2 separate regions of the Homo sapiens genome follow, and region 1 is linked to region 2. A link is an interaction called in ENCODE POLR2A ChIA-PET data of the cell type or tissue named here. Cell type or tissue: Panc1. All regions are shown on one strand. Links, peaks and the distances in the headings refer to the core of each region. The heading gives the core; the rest is flanking DNA.

Region 1 (2,918 bases), core at 171-2,670, 110 kb after region 2:
ATGATTTTTCACAAGGGGAAAGAATGGTATGATCGGAACTGGCCAGAGCTTATCATAAGAAGCTAAACTCTCAGAGGATATGATTGAAATAAAAAATCTATCTGTTTTTACCCTGTCGATGCCAAATGCTGAATTTCCCCTCCCTCCTGGCTTGGGAGATGAAGTCAGTGGATCTTCTTTCTGCCTCACTGGCTTTTCAACATGCAACTTGATAGCTTCTGGAAACAAACCAATGAATACAAGATCATCAAAGTGTGTTATTTTAATTAAAGGAGGGTCCTATGTGGTGGGGTGGGGCGAGGGGGCAGTAAGTCTGTTAGTGGCCAACCCAAGTAGCAGCTGAGAATCTAGTTAGCATGGTCTCTGTCTCACCAATCCCTCCTTCTGGTTCTGCTGCCACATCCCGGCCCCTGACTGGGCCCAGTTCTGCTCTGAACCCACAGCAAACTGGGTGAACCCACAGCAAACTGGGTCAGCCCACCTAGAACATCACATGTGACATTTTCCAGATATGCCTCGAAAAATGCAAAGTTTGTGCTTCAAAGCAGCCATCACTGCAAACACTAAAAGACAGGCTTGCAATGTAATAGGGCTTTGAAAAAGAAAAAGAAGAGGAAAAAAAAGAATGAAAGTCTGGGCTGCCAAAAAAATTAATTGGCATTGTTGTAAAATTGTATTGCACAGCGAGAATACAAATATTATTCATGTTAAGGAAAGGGTTGACCTAAGATGTGATTTATAGGCACTTCAAATGCAGTACAGGAAGTAAACGGAAAAATTAGGGTGCGAGGTCACTGAGTAGGCAAGAGTCAACTTAAGGGTAAAGTTAAAAACTTGAGGAAGGGAGCACACAGTTCATCTTGCCATATTAAATTAAGATCTGTCTTCACTTTGAAGAAATGGAAAAAGTCAAATATTGAGGTGGGTATGTTACTAAAGGCGTTTTCTTATCAACAAGCGAGAAAGTAGGAATACTTTTATAAGGGATGAGGAATGCCGAAGGGATGTTTCATAAGGAAAATAAAGAGGCAGGTTGATGCAATCCATGAATCAACTGTGTTATCAGTAATGTGAACAAACAACAGTTACAAGTTAAAGGGCTTTAGAGGCACTGCACTGAGCAAAAGCAAGGAATCCAAACTGAATTTTGTTTTTAGGGATGTGTTGTTTCATTTTTTTAATTAAAATAGTCTAAATTGGACCGGACAGTTCTCAAGCTTATCAATGGCCAGGAAGAGGCGATTGAGACAGAAAGGGATGTTCGGCTGTGAATTCACGGATTCACGAACACAGGATTCAGCTCTCTCTAAGTCATCCTGCTCTCTGGCTGTTCTGTTTCAACCCAGTTTGCATTAAAAGTTCTCTTCCTACCCGCACCCCGCACAGGGAATATGAATGTTTCCCAAAGAACCACTAGAGGGCAGAGCTTTGTGATGTTTTGAAATTAAAAATTGCTCAACCAGCCCAGGAGTCATCGCAGCCACCACCAGGAGTCATCACAAGAAAGACGGTGACTGTATCCCCTAGGCCAACGTCCACATAAAGCGCAACAGCCAAGAACTCTGTCATCCTCTTAGGCGAAGGAAACCAAGGCTATGGCAGCCAGGGGCACAATCACTGCCTGACAAAGGGCAGCCCAGAGTGGGGTCCTCCATGCAGAAAGGGATCAAGAGAAGCAGAGGCTATGAGACATGGAATCAGCCCCAGCACCCGCCCCTGGGGAGGGGCTTCCCCTAGGTAGACAGGGCTCACTCCCTTCACATACCTGAGGCTGCTTCTCCTGCAATCTTTCCCACCTTCTCCACACCCCTGATGTTCCTTTTACTGTGGTTCATCTGCATATAAAAATGTTGGGTGAGAAAGGACAGGAAATCAGGACCATCAACTCCGTGGCAAAAGCATCCCTCCTGTGTGGCCCGCATTTAGAACTCCCAGTGTCCTCTGTCATCTGTAGGGCTGTTGGCCTGCAGCCGCCAGAGTCACGGTTGCAGGCAGCATCCTGGCGGCTGCAGTGGTGCAGAGAAAATGTGGCTGGGAGAAATCTGAGTGGGCCCCTCGGCATCAGTCCTGGGCTGCCTCCTTTGGCTCCCACAAAACCTAATCCCTCTGGCCTCTAAGAGCATTCTCATGCTGGAAAATTAGGGAGTGTGTTCCTGGGGCCCTGAGTCCTTTCACTGTCCCTGGCCCTGCCTGGGGACCTTGACCTCCAGGGCCATTGCTAATTACCAACCATCACCCATCCCTGCAGTAAGGGTCCTCATTAACCCAAGTCCTCCCAGCGTGTCTAGCAGAGAGAAATCTGATCTCAGCTAAGGGTGTGGGAAGGGGCAATGGGAATTTTCTCCTTTCTTTTAAACTTGGAGTTAGAGTTTTAGGCCACCTATGATTAAAATGTTCATCGAGGCCAGACACAGTGGCTCACGCCTGTAATCCTAGCACTTTGGGAGGCCAAGGCAGGCAGATAATGAGATCAGGAGTTCAAGACCAGCCTGACCAATATGGTGAAACCCCGTCTCTACTAAAAATACAAAAATTAGCCGGGCATGGTGGCAGGCACCTGTAGTCCCAGCTACTTGGGAGGCTGAGGCAGGAGAATCGCTTGAATCTGGGAGGTGGAGGTTGCAATGAGCCAAGATGGCGCCACTGCACTCCAGCCTGGGCGACAGAGCGAGACTCCGTCTCAAAAAAAAAAAGTTCATCCAGGCAGCCTCTGATGAACTGCTCTAAGCCTGTTTCCTAACCTGTTAAAAGGAGAGAGTAGGATTAAGTCTCTGATGAATCACTAAGAGGCTGGACTGAGATAATGAGGTAGTCTTTGTAAAGCCCTGAGTGCCGGTTACTTTTCAGTCTGCAACTGCAAATCTCCGGGGGGAGGAGGCTGCCATCTCCTGGGGTGGCCAGCTTTCCCACCGAAGATT
Region 2 (2,918 bases), core at 125-2,624:
TGACTTCATTTTACTACTAAATATGCTTTTATACCTGTGTAGTGGAAATACTATCTAATAGTGTTCTACTACACCTCTCTTCCCATTTCCGTATTTCACAGTGTCTCATTATGGCTTGAAATTGGCTATAGTGGGAGTATTTACACCAAAGAAATCAGCAAACACTACCAATCAGTGCTCAGTTGATTGTTTTGTTGATTGTTTAGATTTAAGGAAGTGACAAAGGAAATGTTAACAACGTAGATTAAACCTGAACTGTGTCACCTTTTAGCTGTTACATTGTGAATAGCACACAACATTGAGATATTCTTCCAGTATTTGAAAACTATTATCTGCCTCTCTAAAGAAGTATCTTATATTACTGACAAATGAGTAAAGTTCTGATATGTCTTTGATGTGTCCTTCACATTGAAACCGTACTCCTTCACCAATGATGTGAGCAACCTCTGTGTTGAACCAGACTGCCATCAAGCACATATTTGTAGCTGATTTTGTCAAACTATGGTTGAATTGCAACCATAGGTTGGCTACTGATACATGAGTTCAGTAAAAATCGGTGGAAGAGTCCTGTGATAATTAGTTGACTATGTGAGATTTACAATACAATATGTTGCATTTTTTAACTTTTTATTTCATACTTTATTTTATTTTCCCTGTCCTTGGAAATCAATGTTGTATACGTTAATATTATTTGTAAATTGTGAGCTATGCATATTTTATATCGGTAAATTTTATAATAAACTTCTTTTTTCCCAGAGAGTCAGGTGTTAAACATTGAAAGCACACTACTGGGTAGAACCATGGACAGCCTACTTGACTCCTTTAGTGACAAATTCTCAGAAATTTTCAGAACTCTGGACAAGGTCTTCCCAGTGATTCCCAAGGAACCCCTAGGTGAGTGACATTTCAGACCTAGTCCTTTCTCAACTACAGCTGTCCCAATTCCCAACTTCTTAAGTATCACTGGAAGTCTGGCCCATCTTTCAGAGAACTAACCACAGATCACTTGATAGAATTAGAAACTCTCCTTTGGAACACAAGTTGCAAACAAAACAAGGTTTCTGCAACAGAAAACATTACTGGAAACCTTGGAAAATATTAATCACACTCTCTCCAGGTGAGTACTTCATTGCTGTATCCATCATGCAACATTATCAATTACTAATTTATATGTTAATCTCCCCTGCTGACCACAGGCACCATGAAAACAAGAGTGTCTCTTATTCCTTCCTTGCCCAGACAGAGTTCAGCCAATGTTCCTGAGCTCATGTATGAATGACAAAAGAGTCGGGGATTGAGGCCCAGCAGAGTGGCTCATGTCTATAATCCCAGCACTTTGGGAAGCTGAGGGAGGAGGATTGCTTGAGCCCAGGAGTTTAAGACCAGCCTGTGTAACATAGCAAGATCCCTGTCTCTACAAAAAGAAAAATTAAAAATTAGCTGGTCATGATGGTATATGCCTGTAGTCCCAGTTACTTGAGAGGTTGAGGCAGGAGGATCACTCAAGGCAAGGAGTTTGAGATCAGCCTGAGCAACACAGTGAGACCTTATCTTTACAAAAAAAAAAAAATTAGCCAGGCATGGTGGTGTGCACCTGTAACCCTAGCTACTGGGGAGGCTGAAGCAGGAGGATCACTTGAGCCCAGGAGTTGGAAGCTGTAGTGAGCTGATTGCACCGCTGCACTCCTGCCTGGGCAACACAGCAAGACCCTGTCTCAACAACGACAGAATAAAAAGAGAGAAGAGAAAGAGGAGGAGGATCTCCTCACAAATCTGGCATTGGCAGAATTAGCATCATTTTGTTGTGTTATTTAGGTGTTTCCTGTATGGCTCAAGAGCAATACCTTTATTGTGATTCTATATCCAAATATATATACAACAGCAAGTCAACTGACAAGATCACCCAGATTTTTCTAAATATACTACATATAATTGTTACTCTTACTAAAGCACACAACCATCATGATTAGTGAACAATAACCATGGGATTCATCCATACAAATAAGTTGCCTTTGCAAATAGGATCCCCAAATCCCCAAATATATGTGGGCTAAAGACACTTTACAAGTGTGATCTAGAAACTTGCCCCTTTTTATGTTCTGTACTTACAGAGTAGAGGGAAGAACAAGCTATCCTTGGTCATGTGGCTGTGCATTATAGGGGCAGGTCCTATATGAATGATTTTTATCTAGAGGCTGTTGTATCTACCTTGTTTCTGAGTATTTGAGGGATCTAAAGCCAGGGCACTTTGGGAATGGGAGACAATTGCAGAGGGGGCAACAGCTACTCTCAGAATTGATACTGAGAGCAATAAAAGCCAACACACACAGGAATTGCTACAAAACCATCACAGCATACAGAGTTTTCTAAATTGTGCCTGGAATTAAAAAAAAAAAAAAGAATGCCAAAGGATACATTTAAGATAATTAAGTCATCATTTAACTCAATCAGTGAAATAATAGACATGAAAATAGGCCCAGAATTCTCCTTCAGGATCCGTATGGATATTGGTATTGGCCCACTTTCCTAATTTCCATGCTTTCCACGGCTTTTAATTTCTTCTTTCCATGACTGAAAACCAAATACACAATTTTCTCCTCCTTAATTCTGTCTCACTCGGAGCTGGGAATTTTCTGACATAAGAAGCTAATTAAAAACGCATTACTACAGCAAGGGTTGCCTTGCAATTCACCTGGCATCTAGGGGTTAATCTCACACATTTTCAATCCCACCTTAAACAGAAATAATAGAAACAGGAAACTGGCTTTTGGGCAACCTTCCTAAGATGGTGCTTCAGAGCACAACAGTTAAAAAAAAAAAAAAAAGAAAGAAAAAGAAAAAAACCTCTGTGCAAATGGAGATGAATGGTACGCAGGCCACTGAGGTAATTAAAAATGTATTTTCCGTCTCCTAGTAAT

The links. ChIA-PET counts read pairs that join two places held together with the same protein. Peaks named below come from ENCODE experiments on the same cell type or tissue, not always from the same donor. Only the 100,000 strongest peaks of a DNase experiment are listed, where the experiment ranks them.
Region 1: POLR2A ChIA-PET joins it to region 2 with 10 read pairs; 2 of 35 experiments call an interaction of 5 or more read pairs at or near these places.

The regions. Positions count from the first base shown.
Region 1 is chr11:32,311,636-32,314,553 of GRCh38, forward strand. No RefSeq gene overlaps it. Among named protein-coding and RNA genes, the nearest start is that of WT1-AS, 120 kb to the right of the region's middle. In Panc1, for the core only: CTCF peaks have their summits at 1,436 (motif pointing right) and 1,674; DNase peaks (open chromatin) are centred at 956 and 1,416; H3K4me3 peaks cover 695 bases; H3K27ac peaks cover 1,810 bases.
Region 2 is chr11:32,197,418-32,200,335 of GRCh38, forward strand. No RefSeq gene overlaps it. Among named protein-coding and RNA genes, the nearest start is that of SNORA88, 55 kb to the left of the region's middle. In Panc1, for the core only: no CTCF peak of the experiment used is centred there; no DNase peak of the experiment used is centred there; H3K27me3 peaks cover 178 bases.